Linked DNA regions of Homo sapiens: region 2 is linked to region 1. The links are chromatin loops, found by intact Hi-C in ENCODE. Cell type or tissue: B cell. All regions are shown on one strand. Links, peaks and the distances in the headings refer to the core of each region. The heading gives the core; the rest is flanking DNA. Region 1 holds the start of STRIP2 (striatin interacting protein 2). Region 2 holds the start of SMKR1 (small lysine rich protein 1).

Region 1 (15,271 bases), core at 2,758-10,757:
GGCTATTCAATAGCCTACTGCACTAATATGCTATAGTTTATCCATTTCCCTACTGATGAGCATTGTAGGTTGTTTCCAACTTTTTACACTGATAAACAAGGCTGCAATAAACATCTTTGTACATTTTCTTGTGCCCAAGTGTAATTTTCTTTAGAGTGGATATCTAGGAGTAGACTTGTTGGGTCACAATATGTGCACATCTTCAACTTTGCAAGATATAAGCAAAATGCTTTTCAATTTTATACTCTGCTCCCCCCATGTCTAGCAGTGCATAAAAGTACTAATTTCTCTGCACCCTCACCAACCCCAGGCTTTTAAGTTTTGCACTCTGATGATTGTGAAATAATATTTTATTATTTTAATTTGCTTTTCCCCATATACTAATAAAGTTCAATATCTTCTCATATATTTATTGACCATTTGGCTTTTTCTTCTATAAATTCCCATTTATATTCTTTGCCCATTTCTTTGTTGGGTTGCTCATCTCTCTCCTCTCTTTAAAATATATATATATTTATATCATATTCCTATTATGAATTCTAATCCTTTGTTGGTTATTAAACTTAGCTCTCTATTTCTCTGTCACTCATCACAAAATTTATTCTCTGTGCTCATGCACAAGAACGTCTTTAAAATTGTTTGTCTCTTTTCTCTGAAAAAGCATGCCTCAAAGTATCACTTCCATGTGACAGAATATTTAAATTTCACACATCTCCACCCAAAGCTTGTTTATTAATAACTGGCATTCATAGCACATGTAACATGGAGGCCCTTAATGTGAGGAGATCACATTTACCCTAAGCTAAAAATCCAGACAGAGACAAGCAGGCCAGCACTGAAAGAAGAATGGAATTACTTAACCCCAGCTCATAAACATCCAAGCAGAACTCTACTATGATGGATGCAGGTGACATGTCCAGCCTTGCTCAGCTGGCCAGTTGACTATAGTTTTTCCTCGGACTTTGCTGAGATTTTAATAAGGGGCAGTTGCGAGAGGAAGAAGGAAAAGATGGAGGTAGAGGAGACAAAGGAAAAAGAGATGGCATGGGATAGAAAGAGGGCAGCAGAAAGAAGTAGGCAGGCAAAGATATGGGTGACAGGAAGAGAAAAAGAGAAGGAATATGGAGAAGATGGAGAGAAAACTGATTTGAGAGTGCACCAAATCAGTTATTTTCAAAGAGAATAAAGAAGAGTGAGCAGGAAAGAGTGATAGAATGACAGAATGAAGAATACCATAGCCAAGGAGAATCACAGAAGGAAATGTGAAGACAAACAAAGAGATATTTACCACTTGGATGGAGAGGAAAAGGAATGTGGAGAACAGCCTTTGTTCAACAGCCACTTGGTGAGAACAGACAAGCTTCCAGGGAGATCACAGGCCCCTTCCCTCTCCTCCTGGCCATTCTTCCACTAGCTACTGACCCATCTACCTCATACCTGACAACTCGGCTGCATGCCCATCTGCATCTCCATACTCAAACTCCAGAGTGGGACAGTCCACAGAGCCCTGTAACAGAGAAATTTTGTTGGTAACTGGGATAACTTGGAAAAAGGGGTTGCCAAGGGAAGACTGTACCCTTATTTATCTTCTTCCCCTCATGGAGGCCAAGGTTAGATCAGGGAGACAGTTAGGAGAGTCCTATTTGGGTCTTTCATCTCAGAGGTACCCTACGCCAAGCCAAAACTTGAGTCTCAGTGTGGGGAGGGGCTGAGGATTCCTATACAAAATCGGAAAGTCTGAATAAAGGGCCAGGATCTCAAACATATATGAAAGCTATGGTCTGTGTCCATATCTAATCTACATGAACACAGACCAGAGGAGCATCTAGCTGATTTATATAAAATTGAGACAGACAGAAACAAAGAGAACTGGATTCTAGCTTCAGTTCTGTCATCAACCCACTGTATGATATAGATCAAGTCTCATGCTGTGGATCATAGTTCCTTATTTTTAAAGAGGTTCTTTAGCTCTAATATTCTGCAACTTTAGGATTGTCAAATGATGCAACATCTCCACTCCAAGTTGTAGTAAAGATTACATTTCCCATGACGTTGTATGTATAAATTTATAATCCTAGTAAATATGTTTTAATATAATCCCATCTTCTAACTTAAACATTTTGGGATATTTCCTTCCTGTATATGTTCATACATATGAATTTTTAAAATTTTCAATCTCAGCTCTGTCACATACTATTTGATCTTGGACAAGTTAACCTCTCTGTGCCTCAGCGTGACATAAAAAATATACTGTTCTTTGCCCCTGGTTCCTGGTACAGAGCTCCTGAAACTCTTAGAAGTTCCTGAGTGATAGGAGTGTCAGTTATTCATAATGAGTCACTGTCAGCTTTACCAGAATTTATGCTCATGAGGTGACTTATGTTAGGAAAGACGGAGCACATGATTAGAGGGTTTAACTTTCAGCACCACCCCCACATCCAGGGAGGGGAGGGGTACTACAGATTAAGTTCAGTCATGTGGCCAATAGTTTAATTATGTCTAGGTAATGAAACACCATAGGAAAACCCAGAAACAACTAGGTTCAGGCAGCTTTTGGGTTGGGGAACAAACAGATGTGCTAGGAGAGTGCTGCCCAGGGAAGATAAGGAAACTCTGCATCACCCCAAACCCATACTTCGTCCTTCGCATCTCTTCCATTTAGCTGTTTCTGAGTCATATCCTTTATAATAAAATTATAATTCTAAGTACATGCTTTCCTGAATCCTGTGAGTTATTCTAGCAAATTATGGAACCTGAAAGGAAGATCATGATAACCGCTTAATTTGTAGTTGGCCAGGCTGAAGTGTAGATAGCTTGGGGATCCCACCTATGGCTGGTGTCTAACGTAGGGCCTTGTAGGACTGAGCCCTTAACTTGGGGGTCTGTGCTAATTCTAGGTAGTTAGTGTCAGAATCGAATTGAACTGTAGGACATCCAGTTGGTGTCAGCGAATTGTTGGAAAATGACCTGCTCAGTTTTCCCATCTGTAAAATGAGGATAATAACAGGACTTACTTCATAGGGTTATTTTAAGGACTAAATGAGTTAATATAGGAAAGGCACACGGCCTAGCACTTCGTAGCACTATGTGAGTGGTCACTCTATGATTTTAATATTATACTATAAAGGCATTCTTCTCACATTATTATGACTATTAGTTTAAATGGTTGTATAAATGGATGTACATTTATTTGTTTACTTAACTAGTTCCTTATTGAATATTTAAATGGTTTTTAATTTTCCTTTATTATATGCAACAAACTGTAATAGACTTACACTTTTTTCTATATTTAGGATATTTCCTAAGCATAGATTTTTATAAAGAAAATTAATGAATCAAATCTTATGAACATTTTAAAGTCTCTTTGTATATAAGTTGCTCCCCCAAAACATTATGCCAATTTATACTGTCAACAAAGCAAATTGGCCGGGCGCAGTGGCTCACGCCTGTAATCCCAACACTTTGGGAGGCCGAGGTGGGCGGATTACGAGGTCAGGAGATCGAGACCATCCTGGCTAACACGGTGAAACCCCGTCTCCACTAAAAATACAAAAAATTAGCCGAGCATGGTGGCGGACGCCTGTAGTCCCAGCTACTCGGGAGGCTGAGGCAGGAGAATGGCGTGAACCCGGGAGGCAGAGCTTGCAGTGAGCCGAGTTTGCGCCACTGCACTCCAGCCTGGGTGACAGAGTGAGACTCTGTCAAAAAAAAAAAAAACAAAAAAAAACAAGGCGAATCATGTTTTAATCCACTATAGCAAAGATTTCCAAACTTTTGGATTAAAAGGAACAGTAGGGAAAAAGAAAAAGGTGGAGAGTGGCAAATGACATAGGGTTGTTGCTGTTTTATTCTGATAGGTAAGGACTTTAAAAACTTTAAAAAATTCAAAAAATGAAAGACAGAATCTCAGAATAAAGAACAGCCATTAAAAATTGTTTTTCAAACTTTTTGGAAAAATGATACCTTTTACATTACGTCCCAGCACACACACACACACACACAAACTGGAACAAAAGTTTAACAAAATATTTACCTTTACTGCATGTGATGCAGTGATATTTTCTATTATTCTCTTTCTTTTCTTTTTTTTTTTAAGACAGGGTCTTCCTCTCACCCAGGCTGGAGTGCAGTGGCATGATCACAGCTCACTGCGGCCTCAACCTCCTAGACTTAAGTGATTCAGCCTCCTGAGCAGCTGGGACAACAGGCGCGCACCATCATGCCTGGCTAAATCTTTTTTATTTTTTATTTATTTGTAGAGATGGGGTCTGCCTACATTTCCCAGGCTTGTCTCGAATTCCTGGCTGAAGCTACCCACCTGCCTCAGTCTCCCAAAGTGCTGGGATAATAGGCATGAGCCATCATGCTGGCTTTATTTCTTAAAATAAAAATTTTAGCCTCAATTAACAGGTTGCCCCCTATAGCAGTTTGAAAAACACTGTTTTAAATTGTATACATTCTTAAATTTAATATATTGAACTAAATTTTTAGAAAAACTCACTTCGATGACCTGAATTTTCCTCATTTTACCACAGACCAGTTAAAACTTTGTCAAGGAGTTTGAGATCAATAAACCAGATCTGGCTAAAAGAGGTCTGAGGTGAATCCTTTTATTAGGTTAAGACTCTTCTTATTAAGCAAACAATTATTCTTTAGCTTCCTTTTTAGGTTGGGATGTTCACACACTAAGCCAGTGGGAGAAGGTAGGTCAACAGTGCTTCCATAAACAGTGATACACGATGAGGCTCTCTTGACTTGTGCCACAGTAATTCTCTTCTAGTGATTTTCTAAAAGCCCTAGAGAGGAAAAAAATCCCATCTCCTCTAAGGACTGCCTTCCACAGGAAAGCAAAAAGAGGGAGAGAAGAAAAGCAGATCTGGCACCTGGGTACTGTGGTAATAGGGGATGTACTGGCAGGTAAAAGGAGTCCTGCTGCAGCAGAAGGTAGAGGAAAGCTAATCTTTCCAGCCAGGCTTTTGGCAGGCAATGAGCCCAGATAGAGATGATCGCAGCAGTTGTTCATTTCCAGGCATGAAGAGTGCAGCTGCAGACAATCAGCAGGTAAACCGCGGTGCAGGTGGAAAGCTTTCGAGTCTCTGGACACTGCAAAGTACTGGCAAAAGCAAAGGACTGTACTCTCAGAGCCTTTGCCTGAAGAAGACTTGACAGGTGGGGAACAGATTGCAACTTTAGAAGGGAGACCCAGGCAGAGACTTTTATTCCCCCCATAGAACATATCATTCTGAAATTATTTTATTTATTTACTCACAATTTGTCTCCCCATGGGCGAAGACCCTATCTTGTTCACTGATATATCCCTGGCACCTAAAACAGTGGCTGGCAGAAAGTCCTCGATAAATAATTGTTGAATTAATGAATGGCTCATCTCCCCAAAAAAACATTTGAACGAGAACAATGTCTCTGTGGGGGAAGGAGGTACAGGGTGCCCTAAAAGACCAGACTCATCTTGAAGTAGGGAGGGAGATGATGTGGCGGGTATCATCTAGCAAGACAGGAGGGCTGAGCTCTCTGCCTCTGCAAGGTGGTGACTTTGGGCCAGTCTTTTCATCTCCATTTCTACCTTGAAAAAAAATGAATGGATTCCTCCTACTCTACCTACATCAAAATGTAAAGCATACATGAAATCACTTTGGAAACTGAAATGCTATTCAAATGGTAAGGCAAGGTCTGGGATGCCAAAAACCTGGTTTCTAGTACCAGCTCTGCCACTTGATGATGATGATGATGATGATGATAGCAATATACTAAGAGTTACTATGTACTGACTAATTACATGCATTGTGCCTGCACTGTGCCAAACATTTTATAGTCAATTATCTCATTTTGACTTTATCACAACCTTCTGAGGTAGGCAGTGTTAATCTCATCTTACAGATGAAGAAACTGGAGCTCAGAGAGGTTCCGTAATGTGCCGAAAATCACACAGGTAGTAAATGATAGGGCTAGGAGTCAAAACCTGGTCTGACTACTCCAAAGTCTGGTGTTCTTGACCACCAACTATGCCAGATGTCTGATCTTGGGCAAGTCACTCCTCTTTTTTTTAGGTCTGTAAAATGAAAGGGTTATACCAGATGATATCTGCAGACCCTGCCACATCTGATATTTTGTCGTCTATTCTGATCCCCGCTCAGATCCAACTGATGGGAACTGCCTCAATGAGGGGATAGGGAAGTGATAATAATTCAACGCTTTCATCTTCATAGATAGGGTTTCTTTTTTCAGGAGAGGAGGAAGAGATCGAAATATTCACACTCCTATCTGTATCCTGCGACTGCTCCCTCCAGATAGCCACTCCAGGACTGCCCCTGCCTGAATCCCGTCTCGCTCAGCCCTCACAGGCAGGGGCCTGATGTCCGCGGAAGGCGCTCCCGAAACGGCCTAAGACTTACGGGGGGAAGGGGACGGGCAGGGAACGGGCAGAAGTCCCTCGGCTGGCCCAGGGGCCCGCCGCAGGCAGCCTGGGAGGGGGACTGCGGTTGCCCCACTCGCCAATCCTGCTTTCCTGCGGCTGAGCTCCAGCCTCCCACCCCTCAAGCCAGTCACTTAACCTCTCCGCTCCTGTTCCCCCGTCTATAAACTGGGATCGGAATTTCTGCTTCAGGGGGCTGCAGCGATTAAGTGAGATAAATATTTGGAAAGTATCTGGTCCGCTCAATACCGCGCTCATCTTCGCGCAGCGGGGGAAAGCCAGAGGGCTAGAAAGCCCCCAACCCGCGGCAGGAGACGGGCGGACACTGGTCCGGGCCAAAGAGCCCAGAGTTCAGCCGCTAGGACCCCGCAGGCGCCCACTGCGCGGGGCTGATCGAGCGCGCCGAGGGCTCCGGGGCCGAGGCCGAATCACCTCAGCCGCCGCTTCCCGCCGGCGGGCGTCTCCGGGCCCCAGCCGAAGCTTTCCGGGCTCCTCACCTCTGACTCCCGCCGCTGGCTTCGGAACGCTTCGCGGCCCTTGGGCGCCGCCTGCTTCCCTTTGCCGCCGCCGTTGCCATTGCCATTTGCGGGCGGGCCCCCGGTCCCAGGCGCGGCGGGGTCCTCCATGCTGCTGGTCAGCGGCTCCCCTCAGGGTTCAGCTCGCTTTGCCGGAGGCGACCCTACCGCCGCGCGCCGGGAGCCAGGCCCCGCCCCCTCCACCTCTATTGGTTACGGCAGCTCGCCGCAACCCCGCCCCGCGAGGCGATTGGCTGCTCGACCGGCCGGAGCGGGACTCGAGGAGGTGGGGGCTCAATGAAGAGATTTTTGAGGGGATCTTTTTAGTCCTGCGGCATTGCTGGCGGACGGAGACTCCTAGGTTAGCTACAGGCTCCACACCTCGCGAAAGCTGGGCCTTGAGATCAGGCGGGTTATCTCTGTGCTCCTCACTCGGTGTCTCTCAGCTCTCACCCCCGTCCCTGTAGCGACCTTTTCCGGAGCTCTAGTCTCCGCCTACTGCTCCACAGCAGTCTCCGTTTCCCTGTTACCACCGACCCGGCCCCCCATATCCCGGCTCCTGCACACGTCCCATATCCCGCTTAGTCTCAGGGGAGGGATGGCACCGCCAGGTGGCCAGGGACATCGCCCGAAACGAGGGACTCGCTGTCTCTGGAAGCTGAGAATTCTCAGCGTTTTTCTGAAGAGAACGCATCTCGCCCGGAGCTAGGGCTTGGCTGGGAGACTGGAGGTCTAAGGGTGGGATGGGGGAGTTTTTCCATCACTGAAATTGGTGGTGCCCTCGAGGGCTGCTCCTGTCATCTGCCCTTCTCTGCTGTAGGGGGCCTCTTCCTCATGGTGTGTAAATGTTGAGGGTAGAGCAAGCCCCCACCCTCACCTGCTCGCCAGTCCTTTCTTTCCTTCCTCTCTCTTAGATGCTTCCTAAGGGCTCATTGTTACTGGGGGCAAAAGAGGCTGTTTGATCTGCCCTCTCCTGAATTTAAAAAGTAGCTTGTAGTAAATATTTAGACAGTCTGGCTTGGTAATAGAAGCCCCAAAGACGTAGGCTCAGGGGAACAGGTGGGACCAAATCGCTGTCCCCAGCCTGGTTGCTTTAGGAAGGGTCTGGGGGATTGTTGAACTGAGCTTGGTGCCAGGCACTGCAGTAAGCGCTTTCCAAATATCACATCATACCTCTCCCCGACAGGGTGTTTTTACGAATCCAATGTTACTGATGAAGAAACCGGCACTTGCAGATTCCTCCCTGCGGTTTCCAAGGTATCATATTCTATCTTGTCTCAGGGTCTTGCCTATGCTGTTCTCTGGAGGAGACTGTCTTCTGTTCTCCTGGTTGATTCCTTTTCTCTCATAAAGATTCTAGTTAGTTGTCACCTCCTCCTCCTCCACAAAGCTTTCCTTTTAGCCCTCAACTCATTCAGGTTGTGTTGGTGTCAAACCAGTTCTGCCTAGATCCAAAATCCTAACATTTTCCACGATATACCCAAAGCAAAGGGCCTAGAGGAATTACTCCACCTTCCCATACCTTAGGGACAACCCTGTCCCTTTCTTAACATCTCTCTCTCTCTCTCACTTTTCCCTTTGCCAGTTCATAGGCGACAGAACAAGGCAAGTTTGAGAGCACTCTTTGGAGCTTTTTGGGTTTTCTCACCCTGGTCCAATATCTCCTTACTGTACCTTCACATCTTCCTTTTCCTCTTCCAGTCCCACTCCTCTCCCCACCCACATATAGGCTCCTAGCGAGTAAGACCAAATTTAGCTCATTTTTGTATGCCCCTAATTTATGTACGTTTAACGCAGCGTTTCACAGTCTCTGTACTATTGACAATTGGGGCTGAATATTTATTGTAGGGGGCTGTCCTGTGCATCGTAGGATGCTTAGCAGAATACCTGGCCTCTCTTCACTAGATGCCAGTAGTATCCTCCCGCTAGTGCGACAACCAAAAATGTCTCGGGGCGGGGGGCTGGGTGTGGGGGGTGGGGAGTGTGGCGTTTACAGAACTGAATTGATATGAATTTCCAAGAAAGTCCCTGGCTCAAGGCCTGAACTACTTGACTTTGGATTTTTTTCAGGGTATAATTTGTTAAACTCTTAAAAATTTACACCCTGCTTTAAAGTTCACAACCCACGCCTTGCTCATCACTGCTTCAGTGTGGTAAACCTGCCACAGCACAGCCCATTGGGATTTCTTAATAGAAAGAATTCATTATTCTATCTCTCTTCTTCCCAGTACTTCTCCTCCTAAGTAGTCAGAGCCCTAAGGTTAACAGGCCCAGAACTTCATATTCTTTTGTGAGCCTAATCAATCGGCAGGATCCCAACAGTGGTAGCAGACAGGAGTGGCCAGTTTTGATGCTTTATTCTTTTCCTGCCTATTCCTAGGGGAAAGGGCAGACTGATCTTGGGAGTAGGATAGAGGACAGCTTGCAAGTCCCCTCTGGTGGCTATCTAAAGCCACTTGCTAAGCCTAGAGGCTCCATCTGGCTTTAATTTCAGAGAAGGAATGTGTAAAACTGGTGCTATGAAGATTGCATAGAGTCAACACGAGGAGAGACCTCAATCCATGATCTTTTCCACATCTCAGCGAAATAGAATACCTTTACTAAGATCAGACACCTATGTGCTCACTATAGGCCCAGACGTTCAAAATTTCTAATAAGGAGGAAGATATCTGGAAACAACTGGAAGATGTAACAAGAAACCACAGAGTAACTGAAAACTTTGAAACTACAGGCCATGGAATTGGCACACATTCAATTTATTTTAGCTTATTTGTCAACAAAGGCATCATAGTCATCAATACCATTCACCACAGAGGCACCCATACCTGGGAGCTAGTCAAGGCTGGTCAAGTCTCTCCATCTTGCAGAGATGGCTCCAATGCTGTTATATTTGACGTTATTAAAAAACCTACATTACCAATTTCCCTTGTCCCAAAACTCAGGCTGCCAGCAGAGGGTTGGAGGTATAAATAGGTGTAGTTACAAGAATCACATATACCCTTTTCCCCATATAAGCACTCCACTTTAATCCACAGAGGTCAGATACTTGACTAAATGGATAGCACCTGGCACTGAGAAAGCTTAATAAGACGCAGTAAGTTTTAAAGTACCTGCTTTTTGAGGCTATCAGGCAGTTAGGATAATTTAGTAAAAAAAGGATAGAACACCCTCCTCTCTCCATAAAGGGCAGGTGTGGGTGTAATGATGCAACAGAGGTTGTAGGGCTCTAGATTGAGACAAGGAATGATGTGTATGCAGTCAGCAGTGCGTGCCAGGCTCTGTAAATAAGCAGCACTTTTTATATATCGCTTCATTAAATCCTTATCCTAGGAGATAAGCAGTATCCATTTCACAGGCAAGAAAATTGAGGCTGTGAGTGGTTATGTAATTTGACTAAGTTACATAACTTGTAAATGGCAGAGCTGGGATTCAAACCCAAGCTAGCCTGCTTTAAAGTTCAAGTTTTTTTGCACAATATTGTGAGGTGGAGAAACTTGTGCAGCAGTGGATAGCTTGGGCTTACCCTATGATTCTGAAATAAAGACCCAGGCACCCAAGGTTCCATCCTTCACAAATGAGGAGTCAAGCCCTACTGCAGGGGAGCAAATCCTTTGAGCTGACCGGCTTCATTGCTAGCTGCTGCATTCTCCTCCTCTTAACTGGAATGGCACTAATTTTGAGGATTACTGACTGCCCAGACGATTCTAGCCCTGTGTCCCTTAATCTAAATAATCAGAAGCCAAAGTGGCAGAAGATTCTGCTATGAAAAGAAAACATCTTGCATACAGGATGCAGAACTAGTTTAGGTAGTCAACTAAAGAAGGTGGCTATCAGAAAGCTACCCAAAGATGGTTACCCTACTGGCAGTTGAGAAAGAATAGGCAATTGGATTATCCTTTGGTTAAATCAGGCAACTTGATTTAGAGACAAATCTCTGCCTGATGCACTTCTTTCTTCCCTTTGGCTGGATATAATCAGGTCCTAGTTATCAAGGTCCTTTGGTCCCAAACTGGGGGATGCTGATTTCCTGCATTTTTCAACTAAAAGGGAGTCAGGGACCTAGAACTATGGTTTAGTTTCTCTGAGTTAAGCCTACAGTCCTCGACTCCCCAGGGTGGTGGTTCTGAGAAGACAGGTTCTTTACACACACAGCCAGGATGCGCGTGTATGCTGGCTGGTAGGAGGGGAACATGATATTTATTAACTAAGGTCAAACATGCCTATTGGTAACATTTTCACATCCTAAGGTCAAACATGCCCATTGGTAACATTTTCACATCCTTGCCCTACAGCAGGATCTCTAGTTTGTTGCCCAGAGATCTCTCTCATCTCTGAATTTCTAGTTCACAGAAACAAGAAATACCCTTAAGAGTCCATGTTAAGAATATTTTATTTGTTTTTTGAGATTACATAGTCATTATTGCTGATCTAATACAATCACTTAGACATAAAGATTTCCAAGAACTTCTCAGAAATGGTGATCTTTAGAAGTGTTATTCCTTTCAGTAAGATGACAGAACTAGATGATTACGTATATAGATATATAGATATATATATATATATGTATATATAGAGTTTAGAACCTGTCCACATATAATTTGCTGGTGTTGCCTATTTTCCTTCCGTAATTTTCCTTTATTGAAAAAGCTTAATGCAACAATGCATTTTGATTCCTTTTTAAAAACCACGGCAAAGTTAATTTTGAGAAAACCACAGGAGCAGCAATATCAGATCTGTTTAGAGAAAAGCGAAGCAGCATAAAAGCTTTGCAGGAGTATGTGGCCATGGGGAGCCGTGCTCATATGGGCAAGTAGGATAGGGAGGGAGGAGAGCAGAGGGAAGGTAGAGTAGATACATTTTTTTTCTTTGTTTAAATGAAAAAAAGAAAACTGAATATCTCCATTAAGAAGGCAAAAAAGTGCCAGGCACGGTAGCACACACCTGTGGTTCCAGCTACTCAGGAAGCTGAGGCAGGAGGATTGCTTGAGCCCAGGAGTTTGAGACCAGCCTGGGCAACATAGTGAAACCCTGTCTCTAAGGGTGAAAAGAAAAGAAAGAAAGAAGGCAAAATATTAGCACAGATTCATTGTAGAGAAAATGTTATGTATCCTCACAGACTGGAGCCACATACAAAGAGATAAGTAGCCTTCTTTCCCATGCTTCCAGATAACCAGGATGCATCTAAGGTAAGAGGTTGGAGGAAAGAAGACACATTGCTCTGATTCCAAGGGTAGAGGGAATAATGACCAGATTTCAACCCTAAGATAGAACCCAAATACTTGGGAGGCTTGTGGTTCTTTCTTCTTAATGGTTGATAACACAGTGTCCCTACAGAGAGGTCATCTGAAACTCAGAGGCAAATAACTCATCATGGGCAGCAACACTGGCAACCTAACTTAGAAGCCCCGTGTGGCCCCTTTTTTATTTGGAGTGGGTCTCTTCACTACAGCAAGGCAGAATGTACTCTTTAAGTACCAGCACATAGTAAGCTCCAGAGAGCAAGGCTTTGCTGAGAAACAGCAGGTTATGATTTTTGGTCTAAGAATACAATAGGCTAGAGACCATCTATCTGCCAAATGGAATCTGCTCTGGATATAAGATAAGGTACAAAGATCTGAATCCCTTGCTAAAGGGAACCAATTAATACAAAAATCAGGACTAGGTAGGCAAAAGGAAGAACTGAATGGCTTAGTGGAATTTTTAGCATTTATGATCTTCCTTACAAAAAAAGAATATAACCAGTACTTGCTGAGACATATGGCCTCTGAAGAACTGTAGTCTATGGGCTGAGCCTGTATACTATTAAATGAGGCAAACAGTCATTTACCAAAGTTCCACTTCCCTACTTCCGAAAGTAAGGTCACTTTCAGACTAGCTTTGAGAGTATATGTGAAGACCAGGAGAAGTTGGAGAGGGTAGAGGTAGAAGAAGAGAATCAGGATGGGAAGGTTTTGGTGATCATGCGTGGTCTGGTGTTATCTTGAGTCACCTTGGTCTTGAGACTTTGAGGCAGACCAGCATAGGAAAAAAGTGGGAAACAAACAAACCTGAGAGTGTTAAAAAGGATCGGTAAGGGGAAGAGGCTTATTTAATTCAAGTTTCCTAGGGCCAGTCCAGACTAACTCTTAGAACCAATCTGGTCCTAATGAAATGCCTGAGACCAACAGATCAGTCTCCAAAAGGAATCCAATTTTTGGGTGGGACATAAAATGTCACGCTGCCCACACCACATTACTAATTCTTTTTGTAGCACTGGAGTTACTCAAGAAACTGACTCTGAAATACAGAATCATCAAATGGAAGAGGTTAAATCATAAAAGATATGCCAGCAGAGAAGTCCACAGATCAGACTGCAGATCTCGGTTTCATCCATGGCAATGGCCAAAGGAATGAATGTCTGACGAGGTTCAAACTAGTCAAATTAGCTTTGATAATCTGGATACAGTTTACAATTTCATCTCTGTATCCCTCAGCCAGTCAAACTGCAATGGCCTTCCTGGGAAACAAATAAATATACTCTGCTTTGTTAGGGTATCAAGCTGTGAGTCTGAAAGACCTGTCCCATTTCCAAAGCCTATCCCCCTAAGTCCCTGGAAAAGTATGCCTTTCCCTACTCAGTTTCAGACGTAGCTTTAGGCAATAGCAGGAAGTTTCAGGAAGCAGTGTTTCACAACAAGCTCTCCTTTTCTGAGATAGTGCCAATCTGGAGGGGCTTCCTTGGAAACTATCCAATCAAATGACAAGGAAGTAAAACTATGGGTCCCAGTGGAGCTGGCCCCACTTCCTGAGCAGACGTTGGCTGGATTAGAAAGACAGCAGAACAAATGTCTGACAAATACCAAAACTGTGGAGGAAATAATGGAGGCACATCCCTCTTGCAACCAGGAAGTGTTAAAATGGACATAAATATTCAAGGAGAAGAAAGGAGTCCTGGGTAAGAAAGGAGACCCCTGGTAGGCACAGCACAGCTGAGTTCTTGATGTAGCTTGGCAAAGCCATAAATAACACTCCTTCCTTATTAGCCTTTATATAAAGAAGGCAGTGATAGTGATGGTCAAGATTGGGAACCCAATCTTGTGTGAAACACTGGCCATGTTAATTCCAAACGGCCTCACCCGGGGAAGGGCCAAGCTGAGAAAAGCAGGTGCTGAAAATTTATTCCAGAAAACTCCAGGGAATAGGGAGTATGGAATCCCTGGACTAACTCGTGAGCCTGGACAAGAGGAAAAACGGCCACTGCTGAGGATTCAGTCAATGGGGAATGATGCAAATGATGCACTGGGAGCAGTAACCCCATTTCTTTCCTTCCTCAGCCCATCCTCTGTGGCTTTCATGGCCCTCAGGGCAGTAACCACACTCTGGGCCAACACTACAGGCACAGGATTCTTGATTTTAATAAATAAATAACCTAACACACAGGGTGAGCACGGCAGGCAGCTTTGATTGGAGAAGCAGCTTGCTGAATTCTTTCTTGTATAGTAGTGGAGAAAAGGCTTGGAGTTCTATTCCTTAAAAATTCTGGTTTGAGTTACAGGAACTTAATACCTGGAGGGAAAAAGAAAGATGAGACTGTGATGTTATCAGCTAATGGGGATGCTGGGACATGAAGAGCCTGCCTAAAGGTGTAACAGGGAGGCAGAGACTTTTCTGGAGTGTACAGTGACAGGAAATAACTGTGTTTCCTTTTCACATCATTGAAAAAGGCCAATATTTCTCCATAAAGAGATAAAAATCATAGCAACAAGATGAAATGGGGAAAGGAATTGAGGAAGGGGAACTTTATTTAATGAGGCAAATAGCCACTTACCCAAACTCCACCTCTCTATCTCCAAAAGGCAAATTCAGGAAGGGGAATACTATTTAAGGCCTTGAAGAGTCTTTTGAAGGTGGCAGTGAGGGGAAGTGGGTTCATTTTTCTGAGTTCATGTAAGCATATGTGGTTGGGGATGCAAAGACCAATTCCAGTGCAGGAAGCTCATCACTGCCCAGGTGTCCCTGATTTCTGGGGAGCCCAAGGCACCTGTAGTAATTAGGCTTGAAGGGCCCATTCTTGTTGAGTCCCAGATACTTGGCCTGTTCATCTGTCAGCTCTGTCAAGTGGGCATCAAAGGTAGGCAGGTGTAGGCTGGCCACATACTCATCTGGAACAGACCACAGAAGCCCTGGTATAAGCATTCATGCCTTTTATCTGATGGCTATTGTCCCCAAGCTAGGCCTTAAAAAGTTCAAAGACACCTTCTAATTCCTGGAGCTGAATGAAAAATGTTCAACCTTCGCTCACTGGTCCTCAATTCTAAGGAATAGCTGCCTTCAGCTTCAAGCCCAG
Region 2 (15,271 bases), core at 4,359-12,358, 67 kb before region 1:
CAAAGTGCTGGGATTACAGGCTTGAGCCACTGTGCCCGGCCTGTGCCATCATCTTTAACACCACCAACACTCAGAGCTGTATTTCTATGTATTATTCCTGCCTTCAAAATGGAAATGTAGGGGCTCAGTTAGGCTACCCAGCATGCAGAAACCAGTGTCCACCAGGCTCGGTGTCTATTCTCTTTCCATGACTACCCCATAAGGTCAGTGTTCTCTGGGAAAATAAATGGATACCATCCTAATCTGGAAATAAACTATTACATTTTGAGCTTGTCAACCTGTTTTTCATGGATTGTGCTTTTGTCATACCCAAGAAATCTTTGCCTAACCCAAGTAACAAGCATCTTCTATATTTTCTTCTAGAAGGGTTATAGTTTTTGGTTTTACATTTATATTTGCTAGAACTGCACAAAACTGAGTTGAACTTCTCTATGTCCTCTGACCCACACATACAGAAAATAACCAATGGAAGTATATTATTAAAAAATGTCTCTTGTAGGCAAGGGAGAGGAGAGGAAGGTATAAACGTTCAAGGACACCTGCAAGGGGTAAGCATTTATATAAAATAGATGTCCTATTCACAGCATTGCGGTCAAAAAATGTCCCAAGCTAGACAAAGAGGAACATAGTTCATGTGTTACAACTACTAAAATAGGCCGGGCGCGCTGGCTCACGCCTGTAATCCCAGCACTTTGGGAGGCTGAGGCGGGCAGATCACAAGGTCAGGAGTTCGAGATCAGCCTGGCCAACATGGTGAAACCCCGTCTCTACTAAAAATACAAAAATTAGCCAGGTGTGGTGGCGTGCACCTGTAATCCCAGCTACTTAGGAGGCTGAGGCAGGAAAATCTCTTGAACCCGGAAGACGGAGGTTGCAGTGAGTCGAGATCACGCCACTGCACTCCAGCCTGGTGACAGAGTGAGACTCCGTCTAAAAAAAAAAAACTGCTGAAATACATTTTTGCTAGGTGAAATAGAGTACATTCCTAGATACAAAACCCGGGAATGAAGATGAGACGTATCTTGCAATGCAGTGGCCTGGCTTCTCTGAGAGAATCCACATGAAAATCCTATGTAACTGCATTCTCCTGGTAAAACAGCCCCATGAGGTACGGGATGTACATTTTACCAGAAGCTCTTAAAGACTTTGGGTCTTGATTTTCTTTCTTTTTTATTTTTTGAAACGGAGTCTTGCTCTTGTTGCCCAGGCTGGAGTGCAATGGCATGATATTGGCTCACTGCAACCTCTGCCTCCCAGGTTCAAGTGATTCTCCTGCCTCAGCCTCCCGAATAGCTGGCATTATAGGCACTTGCCACCACGCCTGGCTAATTTTTGTATTTTTAGTAGAGACGGGGTTTCGCCATGTTGGCCAGGCTGGTCTTCAACTCCTGACCTCGTGATCTGCCTGCCTCGGCCTCCCAAAGTGCTGGGATTATAGGCGTGAGCCACCACACCTGGCCTGGGTCTCAATTTCTTTATGTCTTTGTACTTTTTTGCATGCCAAACACACTTGACTTAATGTATGTGTTTTAATCTTTAAAATGGTTTGGGACCTAAAATTCACATAAAAGTCTGACATTTTTATTTGAAGTTCTCATCTTATTGTAAAAAATTGGCAAACTGATTCTAAAATTCATATGGAAACACAAAGGATGGGAGATAAAGGTTTGACACTGTTTTCAAAGTTCTCATCTTTTTGTAGAAGATTCCAAAATTCACATGGAAAAGCGGACTTAGGAAAAAAGAACCGGCTGTGTGCAATGGCTCACGCCTGTAATCCTCACACTCTGGGAGACTGAGGCAGGTGGATCACCTGAGGTCAGGAGTTTGAGACCAGCCTGGCCACTACAGTGAAACCCGGTCTCTATTAAAAAAATACAACAATTAGCCGAGTGTGGTGGCGGGCACCAGTAATTCCAGCTACTCGGGAGGCTGAGGCAGGAGAATCGCTTGAACCCGGAAGGCAGAGGTTGCAGTGAGCTGAGATTGCGCCACTGCACTCCAGCCTGGGTGAGAGAACAAGATCCTGTCTCAAAAAAGAAAGAAAAAGAAAAGAACAAAATTGGTAGACTAATACTACCTTATTTCAAGAATTATTATAAAGCTACCATAACAAGATGGTGTGATAGTGGTGTCAAGATAGGCAACTAGAACAATGGGACAGAATAGAGTCCAGAAATAGATCCACATTTGATCAGCTAATTTTCAACAAAGGTATTGGTGAAGCAAAGATAATCTTGTTCAACATATGGTGCTGGTATAATGAATATCCATTTACAAAAAAATGAACCTCAACCCATAGTCTCACCATATATAAAAATTAACTCAAAATAGATAATAGAAATAAATATAAAACCAAAAACTACAATACTTCTACAAGAAAATAGAGAAGACACTTTTGTTACCTTGGATTATTAGGCAAATATTTCTTGGATATGACATTAAAAGCACAACTCATGAAAACAACTTGATAAACTCACCATCAACATTTAAAACTTTTGTTCTTCAAAAGATATTATTAAGAGAATGAAAAGACAAGCCTCAGACTGGGGGAAATATCTACAAATCATGTATCTCATAAAGGCCTATATGGAGAACAAACAACTCTCAAAACGCCACAGTAAGAAAACCACTCAATAAAACATGTTCAAAGGTTGAATAGACCCTTCCCCAAAAAAGATATACAGATGGCAAATAAGCACATGAAAAGATACTCAACATTAAGTCATTAGTGAAATGCAATGAAAACCAGGAGATACCACCACATATATTTTGGAATGGCTCAAGTCAAAAAGACTGATCCTACCAAGTATTAGTGAAGATGTAAAGAAACTGAAACTCTCATACAACTCTGATGGAAATCTAAAATGACAGAACCACTTTGAAAAACAGTTTGCAGCCTCTTTAAAAAGTTAAACACATGTCTACCATATGACCCAGTCCATTCCACTCCTAAGGTGGAAATGAAAGCATATGTTCATTCAAAGACTTTTACATGAATGTTCATAGTAGCTTTATTTGTAATAGCTAAAAACTGGAAACAGGCTGGGTACAGTGGCTCATGCCTGTCATCTCAGCACTTTGGGAGGCCAAGGTAGGAAGATCGCTTGAGCCCAGGAGTTCAAGATCAGCCCCGGCAACAAAATGGGACCCCATATCTATATTAAAAAAAAAAATTGGCTGGGCACAGTGGCTCACGCCTATAATCCCAGCACTTTGGGAGTCCGAGGTGGGCGGATCACAAAGTCAGGAGATCGAGACCGTCCTGGCTAACATGGTGAAACCCTGTCTCTACTATAAATACAAAAAATTAGCTGGGCATGGTGGTGGGCGCCTGTAGTCCCAGCTACTAGGGAGGCTGAGGCAGGAGAATGGTGTGAACCCAGGAGGCGGAGCTTGCAGTGAGCGCAGATTGAGCCACTGCTCTCCAGCCTGGGCAACAGAGTGAGACTCCATCTCAAAAAAAAAAAAAAATTAGTCAGATGTGGTGGTGGTATGCATCTGTAGTCCCAGTTAAGGTGGGAGGATCACCTGAGCCCAGGGAAGTTAAGGCTGTGGTGAGCCACGATCAAGTTGCTGCATTCCAGCCTGGGTGAGAAAATGAGACCCTGTCAAAAAAAAAAAAAAAGAAAAGAAAGAAAGAAAACCTAAAAGCCCATCAGCAGGCGAATGGATAGACCATGGTATAACCATACAATGGAACACTACTCAGCACTAAAAAGGAATAATTACTGATAAATGATATAACATGGATGAATTTCCAAATAATTACTCAAGTAAAAAAAGTCAGTAAAAAAAAAAAAAAACATAATGTATGACTGCATATATATAAAATCTCAGAAACGATAAACTAATCTAGAGAGAGGGCAGACCAGCCATTGCCTGGGAGGGTTGGGAGGGAGTAGGGGTACAGAGAGGGGCAAGAGAGAAAGGTGGATTACAAAAAAATGGGTGATGGCTGTATTTACAATCTTGATTGTGGTGATGGCTTAATGAATGCACACATTTGCCAAACCTATCAAAGTGTGCATTTTATTTTTTATTTATTTTTTGAAACAGGTCTCACTCTGTTGCCCAGGCTGGAGTACAGTGGCACGATCATGGCTCACTGCAGTCTCGATCTCCCAGACTCAAGCGATCCTCCCACCTCAGCCTCCTGAGTAACTGGGACTACAGATTTGCACCACCATGTCCAACTAATTTTTTCTACTTTTTATAGAGATGAGGGTCTCATTATGGTGCCCAAGCAGGTCTCGAACTCCTGAGCTCAAGCTATCCTCTCGCCTCAGCCTCCCAAAATTCTGGGTTTACAGGCATGAGCTACCATGCCTAAAGCATGCATTTTAAACATGTAAAATTTATTGTATATACATTCCACCTCAATAAATCTGTTAAGAAATTATTACATGGGAATAATAAAGGTTTTGTTTCTGGGCCCATCCATTCCTTGGATTGGTTCAATACAACTTTGTGGCTCTTGGCTTTTCCTGGTCTCAGAACATGCAGCTCCCAACTTAAAACCCTCCAAACTCCTTAAGGAAAACCACTTGACTCCAGCCACACTGGACTTTCTTCTAGTTCCCAACACTCCGAGCTTCTCCCTGGGCAATGCTTGCTCTTCCTGCAGACCTTCTAATTGAAGGGGCAGAATTCGTTGCTTCTCTTTACGCTAGCCTCTGCTCAAATATCACCTCTTTAGAAAAACCTCCTTGACAGGCTGGGCATGGTGGCTCACAGTGGCTCAGCACTTTGGGAGGCCGAGGCCGGTGGATCATCTGAGGTCAGGAGTTCAAGACCAGCCTGGACAACATGGTAAAACCCCATCTCTACTAAAAATACAAAAAAAATTAGCCAGGCACGGTGGCGGGTGCCTGTAATCCCAGCTACTCAGGAGGCTGAGGCAGGAGAATTGCTTGAACCGGGGAGGCGGAGGTTGCAGTGAACCGAGATCGCGCCATTGCACTCCAGCCTGGGCGACAAGAGTGAAACTCTGTCTCAAAAAAAAAAAAGAGAAAAAGAGAAAAAGAAAGACCTCCCTGACACCATGTCTATATTCTGTCTGTAACTGGAGTGACCATATAATTTATTGCCCAAATCAAGATACTTCAACAAATATAAACAAACATAAACTGAGACTGTCCCAGGCTAGGGACAGGGGGAAGTACAGTGGTCTGTCTTTAACAGTCTCCCAGCAACCCCAGTAGAGTCACTGTCCATCTCCTTCCCCGCACCACTTTTCACTAGTTAATAGTAATTGTTGTTTATGTTTATTGTTTGTTTCCCTCACCAGAGATTCTGTCTATAAATTTACCACTGAATTCCCCAGCCTACACCAATATCTGCCACACTGCAAGGATGCATAAATATCTGCTGAGTGAATGAATACATCACAACTGAGATGCAATGCAATAACAGGATTTAGAAAGCAAATGTGGATTTCTGCTTTTCTGAATTTTAAGATGCCTCCTTCATTCATTCAACAAGTATTTAACAAAAATCTACTGTGTCCCAGGCCCTGTATTAGATGGGGAGCAAAGGAGATCTCACGATGCTTACAGTCCAGTGAGGTCTGAGGAAGACACTAGTCACCTAATCACAAATGCATTTACTCACGACCCATGCTGTGAAGAAAGGGCCCTATTGGCCAGGCATGGTGGTTCACACCTGTAATCCCGGCACTCTGGGAGGCCGAGGCAGGTGGATCACTTGCACCCAGTTTGAGACCAGTCTGGGAAAGATGGCAAAATCCGGTCTCTACAAAAATTTAAAAAATTAGCTGGGCTCAGTGGCACACACCTGTAGTCCCCAGTACTCAGGCTGCTGAGGTGGGAGGACCCCTTGAGCCCAGGAATTCAAGGCCAAAGTGAGCTATGTATGATGCCATCGCACTCCAGCCTGGGCAACAAAGCAAAACCCTATCTCTAAAAAAAAAAAAACAAAAACAAAGAAATTAATAAAGAAAGACCCTATAATGCCTATAACACATGGAATTATAATAGCACAAGATGGGCAAGGGCTGACCTCATCTGGGCCATCAAAGGAAGGGCTCCCTAAGCGTGGCCTGTGGGCCGAGAGTAGGGAATTCCAAGACCAACAGCCTATGCAAAGTCTCTGAAGCCGGAGAGAAGGTGCACAAAGAGACGGAAACCCAAAAAAGGCCAACATGGCCAGCCCACAGGCAGCCAAGGGGGCCAGTGAGAGCAGCTAAGGAAGGAAAGGTAGGCAAGGTTCCGCTCTGGCTTGCAGGCTCTGTGCACTAATGTGTTTGACCCTCATTCAAGGAGCATGAATTAACTGGCATTTGCTTCAATGGCTATGTACAGCATTCTGCCTCAGTTCCCTGGGCCCTGAAAGAAATGGCAGTTGGCTGGGCACAGTGGCTCACACCTGTAATCCCAGCAATTTGAGAGGCCAAGGCGGGCGGATCCCTTGAGCCCAGGCGTTTGAGACCAGCCTGGGCAACATGGCGAAACCCTGTCTCTACTAAAAATACAGAGATTAGCCAGGCATGGTGATGCCTGCCTACGGTCCGAGCTACTTGGGAGGCTGAGGCGGGAGGATCACTTGAGCCTCAGAGATGGAGGCTGCAGTCAGCTGTGATCACACCACTGTACTCCAGCCTGTGTGACAAAGTAAGACCCTGTCAAAAAAAAAAAAAAAAAAGGTAATAGCTCTTTACCTTTAATAGCTCATGGAATGACTCTCAAACCAAGAAATTTTTACTTAATCCTTTTACACGAAACAAACTGGAAAGAACACAGAAACTTAATGATTTCTACACTAGAGTCTAATGAGGAATAAGGCTTTCCAAGGAAAAACAGGCAAAGCACCAGAGGTGAGGTGCAAAGGGCTGTGGGCGCTGAAGGAGCGATGGGGAAGCAGGAGGCAGGGTCCTTCTGATCCAAGCCTCAAAGAAAACGGATCAAGACAGGGAAGGCGCAAGGGGCTTCCAGAAGAACGCGGGTTTAGTGTGGGATGCAGGGTTTTTGTTCGTTTTGTTTGTTGTTGTTTAGCAGAGAAGATATGGCAGAGAAAGCTCGAGGTTGAGGCCCCTTTAGCAAGGGCTCTGTGCGCCCAGCTCAAGCGTGCAGTACTTAGTTTAGCAGACAATGATGCCTCCCTGAGGACTTGGGGCAGGGGCTGGAAGGTCACAGCCCTTCTGGAAAGAGCAGCGAGGGTTGGAAGGAGGTCGTAAGTGACTGGATGAGGGCTGAGAACAGGAATGCTGTTGACAGCAAGGTGGTGGTACCAGGCTCACTCTCTGCTTCCTGAGTCTGCAGAGCAGTGGAGAATCCCGCGCGGGCACCCAGGGTGGCTACGGCAGCTAACAGCTCGGACCCGTCACTGTGGGCATGGCCTGGCGCCCTGACGTGCCACACCACGGTGCCACCCTCCCTTTATTTTCCACATCAACCGTCTGGGTGTGGGGGCTGCTCAACAGGACCACGACCTAAAACCTGGAAAGACGGCTGGCCTGACTCCGCGGCTGCTGCGCCCCCAGCAGGCGCGGACCGCCGGGCACCCCTTGTCCCTCCATCTTTTCGCCACGCGTTGAGGTCGACCCCAGGGAGAGGCGGTGACCTCGGCGCCCGCGCCTCTCCGGGACAGCCTGGGGCTCCACGGCGCGCGCCCTGGCCCCGGGTACTTTAGGGAGACGGGGATTACCATGGCGATTCTCAGCCGAGCAGGCAGGCGTGGTGGACTCTCCCGATCCCGAAGCCCTTAGCATCCACCGGGGCCGCTGCCCCCAGCGCCCGTTCCCCTAGCACCCCCGGCCCCTTCTCGGCCCTCCTCAGGGAACCGCCACGGGCCCAGCCTCACTACGCCTCCCCGCCACGCCTCGCTGGGAGGAGCGCGGCCGGCTCGGGAGGCAGCCAGCCGCGGAGCCGCCTGGACGCGAGGCACCTGCTTGCCCCACGCGGCACCTAGGCCGCCGCAGCTGTGGGCGCTGGGCCGGCGTGCGCCTCGGGGGCGGGGCCGCGCGCACAATCACCGGGCGTGGGGCAGGGCCTCGCCGTGGTTACCGTTGCCAGGGCAAAGCGGCAGCGCGCGGAGGGTGAGCGGAGCGGGGTTCCGGGCTTGCGCGCGCGGGATGGGCCGTCACCTAGTACGAGGCCGACCGCGGCCTCCAGCGCCCGGAAACCCAGTTCGGCGCTTTAGCGTCTGGGTTTGGGCTGCCGGAGCGGCGGGCGCGGGGCGAGGGGGCGGGCGCGGGGCGAGGGGGCGGGCGCGGGGCGAGGGGGCGGGCGCGGGCGGCGCTCCCACTGGGGTGGCACTGGGGTGAGAGCGCAGGCTAGGCCCGCTCACTCGGCCAACCTGGGAGAGATCATCGGAGAAGCTCTTTTGGGAAACGAGCATAAGGACTGTGACGGTGAAGGGAGAATATCATGGGAAATGTTTGCAAAAGAGCCGGATAAAGAGAGTAAGGGCCCGAGAGACTAAAGGGGTGGGGAGGGAGTTCATGTGCAGGTAGGATTGGGCGAGAAAGGTACAGTAGGTACAGTTTTGCCTCCAACCTTGCCAGTTCCAGCCTCCCTCCCTGCAGGTGAAGTCTACACTTCGGGTGGTACGACTCATTCTTTTTTATGACTGGTCATTCCTTTTTTTTTTTTTTGAGACCGAGTCTCTCTCTGTCGCCCAGGTTGGAGTGCAGTGGCGCCATCTCGGTTCACTGCAACCTCCGCCTCCCAAGTTTAAACCATTCTCCTGCCTCAGCCTCTTGAGTAGCTGGGATTACAGATGCGTACCACTATGCCCGGCTAATTTTTGTATTTTTAGTAGAGATGGGGTTTCGCCATGTTGGTCACGCTGGTCTCGAACTTCTGACCTCAGGTGATCTGCCCGCCTCAGCCTCCCAAAGTGCTGGGATTACAGACGTGAGCCACTGCCCGGCCTATCATTCCTTTTTATTCAACAGTTATTGAGCATCTGCCACGTGCCTGACACTCTTCCAGGCCCTGGAAATTGAGCTCTGAATGAGGCAAAGTCCTTGTTCTTTTAAGGGGTGATTTGGGGGAGGTGGTCGTGGCTGAAATGGAGGGCCTGGCAGACATTAAAAGTGATAGGGACAGTATGGCATATTGCATTAAATTGATGTGACCACTGGGTGCTCTTTTAGATTGGTGACTGGGGAAGGCCTCTCTGAGGAGGTGACGTTAAAACAGATCTGGATGACAAGGAGCAGTCAATTATGCCAAAATTAGGGACAGGGGGAGGAGGCTAGACCAAGAAGCAGGAGTAGGGTCCTGGAAGGCTCTGCAAGGATGTGGTGTTTTGTTTGCTTTCTCTTGAAAGACAAACTGGCTTCCAAAGAGGACTGTTTATGTTCTAGGTTCTCTTACATATGCTTTCCCTAATCCTTCATTAACAGAGCAAACCCAACTTCCAGCTACTTTTAATATGTCTGTGAGTTTTTCTTATGAGTCCATATGCCCTGGATATGGCAAATTCTCCTGCCCTCCACCTGCACTTTCTTCTCTTCTTGCGCCTGTCTTCATCCCTGGATGGGGCTGGCCCACCCCAGCCGCTTACACTTCTCTGGGTTATCTCAGCTCTCCCAAGGTTACCCCTATGGGATCACTCCCAAATCTGTTCCAGCCCTGCTTTTCCTGAGCTCCAGATCAGAGATCCAGAGCCCTGCTACAAGGTTGTTTTGTTTTCTTTCTTTTCTTTTCTTTTCTTTTTCTTTTCTTTTCTTTTTTTTTTTTTTTTGAGATGGAGTCTTGCTCTGTTGCCCAGGCTGGAGTGCAATGGCACGATCACTGCTCACTGCAACCTCTGCCCCTTGGGTTCAAGCAATTCTCCTGCCTCAGCCTCCCAAGTAGCTGGGATTACAAAGCATGCGCTATCACGCCCGGCTAATTTTTGTATTTTTAGTAGAGACAGGGGCCAGGCTGGTCTTGAACTCCTGACCTCAGGTGATCCGCCTGCCTCGGCCTCCCACTGGGATTACAGGCGTGAGCCACTGCTCTGGCCTCCTGCTACAAGTTTTAAAACTCAGCTGTCTTGAAAGTAGATCAGTGGTCGAGGTGTGCCATGGGTGGGGGAGGATTGACTCTGCGGTGGGCTAAGAGGAAAATTCCTGAGTGATGGAAATACTCTCTATCCTGATTGTGGCAGTAGCTACACAGGTGCAGGGCTGGCTGCATTATTTGCATGGCTTAGTGCAAAATGAAAACAGGAAGAAGCAGGGAAAAGTGCCACTAAAGGTACTAAATTAGAAAGCTTTCCTTTTCTCTGTGGTCTCTATCAACCTGTTATGCTGTTTTTGTTTACTGTTTAATGTGTTTCCTTGGGTACGGGAACACTCCCCTTCCTAGCTATCGTCCCATAGCAGATGGGTGGCCCTCGAGGGATTGCACCCTCTGTGCCAGGATGTGCTTGGTGTCATGACTGTGGTGGACAGGATGCTCGCGTGTCTCACTCTGAATGTACGGGGGTATTGCCATGCCCTGCCCTAGATGGGGTTGGGGGTTGGGTAGGGTGAAGGTGGGGATTGGGGGTAGTGGGGGGTGACAAGAGGTGAGACTCAGCAGCAGCTAAGGCACCAACCCCCTTCCCCCAGCAGCCTCCATTTTCCCGTCAGATTTCATTGACAAAACAAAAATTCAAAGGTAAAATTACTAAGAAATTTTCACACTGTGAAACTCAGAGCACTAAACCCCGAGCCTATGGCCCTTCTAAGAGTAGGACTCGGCCAGGCGCGGTGACTCATGTCTGTGATCCCAGCACTTTGAGAGGCCAAGGCGGGTGGATTACCTGCGGTCAGGAGTTCAAGACCAGCCTGACCAACACGGTGAAACCCCATCTCTACTAAAAAATACAAAAATTAGCCAGGCATGGTGGTGGGCACCTGTAATCCCAGCTACTAGGATGCTGAGGCAGAAGAATTGCTTGAACCCGGGAGGCAGAGGTTGCAGTGAGCCGAGATTGTACCACTGCACTCCAGCCTAGGTGACAGAGCAAGACTCCTTCTCAAAAAAAAAAAAAAAAAAAAAAAAAAAAGGAGTAGGACTCTGTGTGACCACTGGGGGGTCAAACAGCCCATGAACCTGGCCCTGCACAGGTATATACATTTGTCAGAATTAATTAAATTATATACTTCAAATGAGTGCAGTTTACAATATATGAATTATAGCTTGATAAAGTTGATTTTGAAACTTCAACTCAGGAACCTTACCCTACCGCATCTAAAATCAAACATGGCTGGGCGCGGTGGCTCACACCTGCAATACTAGCACTTTGGGAGGCTGAGGCAGGTGGATCGCTTGAACTCAGGAGTTCAAGACCAGCCTGGGCAACATGGTGAAACCCCATCTATGCAAAAAAAAAAAAAAAAAAATACAAAATTTACCGGGCATGGTGGCACGCATTTGTGGTTCTGGCTACTTGGGAGGCTGAGGCGGGAAGATCGCTTGAGCCCAGGGAGTCAAGATTGCAGTGAACAGTGATTGCACCACTGCATTCCAGCCTGGGCGACAGAGCAAGACCCTGCCTCTAAATCAATAAAATCAAACACTTCTCTTAGCCAATGTGTATCTCCTTCTGTTTTGGATGATGGCCTCAGCAGCCATCTAGGTACCCACGCTAGGAACTTGTCACCTTTGATCCCTCTCTCTCTCCTTGTATCTAGAACACTCTCATCTGCACCTACTTGAGGCTGCCTCCTGACTTGTTGTTTTTTTTTTTCTTTTTTTGAGATGGAGTTTTGCTCTTTCACCCAGACTGGAGTGAAGTGGCACAATCTCAGCTCACTGCAGCTGCTGCCCCCCGGGTTCAAGCAATTCTCCTGCCTCAGACTCCAGAGTAGCTGGGATTACAGGCGTGTGCTACCACACCTGGTTAATTTTTGTATTTTTAGTACAGACAGGGTTTCACCATTGTTGGCCAGGCTGGTCTTGAACTCCTGACCTCAGGTGATCCGCCTGCCTTGGCCTCCCAAAGTGCTAGGATTACAGGCATGAGCCACTGCGCCCAGCTGACTTTCTTTTCTTTTCTTTTCTTTTCTTTTTTTTCAATTTTTTTTTTTTCTTTAATAGAGATAGGGTCTCCCTATGTTTCCCAGGCTGGTCTTGAACTCCTGGGCTCAAGGGATCCTTTTGCCTCAGCCTCTGAAAGTGCTCAGATTATAGCCATGAGCCACCACACCTGACCCTCACCTTTTTAAGTCTGTGGATGGTGCCACCTGCTCCCAATCACCCAGCTGCAAGCCTCTCAGTGTGCCCTCCTGCATTGCTTGCCAAGCCCTGTCTCTCTGGGGGACCGCCCTTCCCCACCCTGCTCTTCCTCAGATCACCACCCTGCTCAGGCCTGTGCTGTCTCTGGCCTGGGCTGCTACAGAAGTCTCCTGACCAGCCCTGCTGCCTCCTGAGGCTTCTGCACTCCATCTGGTATTCTTTCTAAAGCACAGATTTAATCATGTCTCATCCATTTTCAAAAACTGTTGATGACTATTTCCTACAAAGAACTCCTTGGTATGGTATGAATATGTGTCATCTTTCCGAATCTCGCCTCCATCTGCTTGTCTAGTTTTACTTACCCTTGCTGGCCCCTCATGCCTTATTTTGGCCACTCTCCTCTGTCTCTGGGATTTGTGGTGCTCCACACCTCCCAGCCTCTACTTATGTGTTCTCCTTTAGCTGGAGTGTTTTCTCCTCCTTGCTTATCATCAGAAGCCTGTTCAACCTTCAAGGCCCAGCACAAACTGTGAGTTCATTAATCACTAGCAACACTTTGTGCCCATTAAACTCAGCCTCGGCCTCTGGCATTGCATGAATCTGTACTTTAGTTAGAGAGAGGTTTCCTTGTCTCCTCCACAGTGAGCAGCCTCTTTTAGGCTCCTCACTTTATGCCACAGCAGTAATGATAGAAGTTAATGGAACAATTTTCATGGTTCATTGGGAAGTATTATTGCCTTTATTCTGCCAAGCCCAGAGACTTCATTCTCATTGACCTCTGAGCCTAAGTGAAGGCTGCTAGCCTCCCCTCCTTTAAGTCCCCCACTTGTTTCTGGGGCATGCTTTCTGCTCCTTGCTCATCCCAGCCCGCATCGTCATTACATGCCTATCTGCCTCCTGCTGCACTCCAAGTGGGGGATGATCTCAAAGTCCACTCCTCAGCCCTGTGCGCTTCTCCCTCAGTGTCCCCTCCCCTGCTGGCTCAGGGAGTCATGTCAGTGCCTACCACTCTCATGATGACACAGTCTCTGTGGTGAAAAATGGCTGCCCTCTGAGCTCTGGCCCTTAGCCCCCATCATTCCCTGCACTTTGGGCATCTCCCCTTGTCCTGCCTCATCTGGTCCCCACTGGCTGCACCGTTCTCCCAAGCTCTTGCCCTTCGTCTCCTCTAGCTCATCTTCATCCATCTAGAATGATAAGTTCATTGGTCAGGCCTGAGTGTCCTTTGGAAATGCTCTTGTATCAATCCCTGCCTTGATATCCATATCATTTTATCCTTTTCTTGCTGCAAATTGTAGCCAACACTGAAGGGACGTTTGCACACATATTGCATTTTCACTTCACTATAACCAGTGTGGTCGTTTCTATTATGTTCTCCACTTTGTACACGAGGTCAGAAAGTAAGTAACTTTCCCAGGTTCACAGTCAGAGTCAAAGCCCGCTCTGTCTGTCTGTCGAGCCTGTGCTGTTAACCGCTATAATTATTCAGAAAGGTGCCCTGGACTTGAGGCCAGAAGATGTGAGTTCACGCCTTGGCCTCACTACTTATTAGTTGGGCAATTCTCTGAGCTTCACTTTTTCCCCTTGGGTTACTGTGAAGGCAATATGATAGAATAACTGTGAAAGTACTATGTGAATTAATTAATTATTATTATTTATTTATTTTGAGACAGAATCTTACTCTATTGCCCAGGCTGGAGTATAGTGATACAATCATAGCTCACTGCAGCCTCGAATTCCTGGGCTCAAGTGATCCTCCCACCTGAGCCTCCCTAGTAGCTGGGACCACAGGCTAGCACCACCACACCAGGCTAATTTTTTTTATTTTTAATTTTTTTGTAGAGACAGGGTCTCCCTATGTTGCTCAGTCTGGTCTCGAACTCTTGAGCTCAAGTGATCCTCCCTTGGCCTCCCACAAGTGCTGGAATTACAGGCATGAGCCACTGCACCTGGCCTGCTGTGTGAATTTAAAGTGTTTCCAAGAAGCCTTACTTTAAAAGATATAAAGTACAAGAAAGCATGTTTTGCCAGTGGACAGGCAGGATATAAAATGGTCTAGTGATGATTGAAACAATTTCAGTGGCAGGACTGTTTTCTATCAACCAAATGGATCTTCAGCCTTTGCACGGAAGAAAGCCTTAGCATTGATCTGCAGGGAGATAAGGAGAGCTGCTGAGGTGGGTGGCTGGATGGTAGACTTTGTTATAGCACATAGTTCAGATTCTTGCTAGTATCAGAACATCATTGATTACATATGCATTTGTCTTAAATGCCAGTTTACTTAAGAATCACTTAATGTTTAGGACCTTAGATGTTTATTCCACAAGAACTGAACAAATCTTCCTGTGTAAAGTGGAAGATGTTAAATTTAGATAACTATTCATTCTCACATCAGAATAGCACTAGTTAATTTTATCTATTTATGAATACACATCCTTATGTCTTCTTTATAAATAGTAATGCTAACTGTGCTGTTCTTTTTAAAAATTACCAGAATTGAAGCATGCATTCTTAGAATATCCAAACTTAGAATATTCTATCACTATCTTTCTTAGAAGTTACACTTAAAAATTCCTATTTCCTCTTTTCTACTCTGGTGACATCTTCTTTCTGTCCTTCCTTTATTTTTTCTTTCTCTTTTTTTGTTTCATTAAGTGCAATAGTATATCACTGGATTCATTTCATGATAGCCCCACCCTTGATAGTCCTTATATTAAAGAAGAAGTTACAGAAAAAATAAACCGTTCTTTGTAGGTCATTTCCTCTGTTCACCCACTAGGGTCCTAGCAGTGAGAATGCAAGACCTTGGGATACAAGGCCAGCTGGGGCAGACTTAGGAGAGGAGTCATTCATATCCAGGACAGAGGTCAGCAAACTCTGTGAAGGGCCAGAGAGTAAATATTTTAGACTTTGTGGGCCCCGTGTCCTCTTTTTTTTTTGAGATGGAGTCTCACTCTGTCACCCAGGCTGGAATGCAATGGCATGATCTCGGCTCACTGCAACCTCCGCCTCCTGGGTTCAAGCGATTCTCCTGCCTCAGCCTCCTGAGTAGCTGGGACTACAGATGCCCCCCACCATGCCTGGCTAATTTTTGT

What was found. Hi-C counts contacts between places; a loop is a spot of excess contacts. Peaks named below come from ENCODE experiments on the same cell type or tissue, not always from the same donor. Only the 100,000 strongest peaks of a DNase experiment are listed, where the experiment ranks them.
Region 2: it touches region 1 in a loop (4-fold over the local background); 7 of 110 quality-filtered maps call a loop at or near these places.

What each region holds. Positions count from the first base shown.
Region 1 is chr7:129,426,258-129,441,528 of GRCh38, reverse strand. It overlaps STRIP2 (striatin interacting protein 2), which reads right to left and starts at 7,097. Exons shown (of 21, transcript NM_020704.3): 1 at 6,928-7,097; 2 at 1,438-1,507. The coding sequence starts at 7,056. AHCYL2 (adenosylhomocysteinase like 2) reads right to left here. Exons shown (of 17, transcript NM_015328.4): 16 at 14,966-15,086; 17 at 11,318-14,490. The coding sequence ends at 14,484. RefSeq lists a silencer at 6,738-7,217. In B cell, for the core only: a CTCF peak has its summit at 7,537; DNase peaks (open chromatin) are centred at 5,948 and 7,158; H3K4me3 peaks cover 2,224 bases; H3K27ac peaks cover 1,154 bases; H3K27me3 peaks cover 3,581 bases.
Region 2 is chr7:129,495,222-129,510,492 of GRCh38, reverse strand. It overlaps SMKR1 (small lysine rich protein 1), which reads right to left and starts at 7,962. Exons shown (of 2, transcript NM_001195243.2): 1 at 7,666-7,962. The coding sequence starts at 7,668. RefSeq lists silencers at 7,814-8,153, 8,214-8,263. In B cell, for the core only: no CTCF peak of the experiment used is centred there; DNase peaks (open chromatin) are centred at 8,002 and 10,272; H3K4me3 peaks cover 1,668 bases; H3K27ac peaks cover 2,983 bases.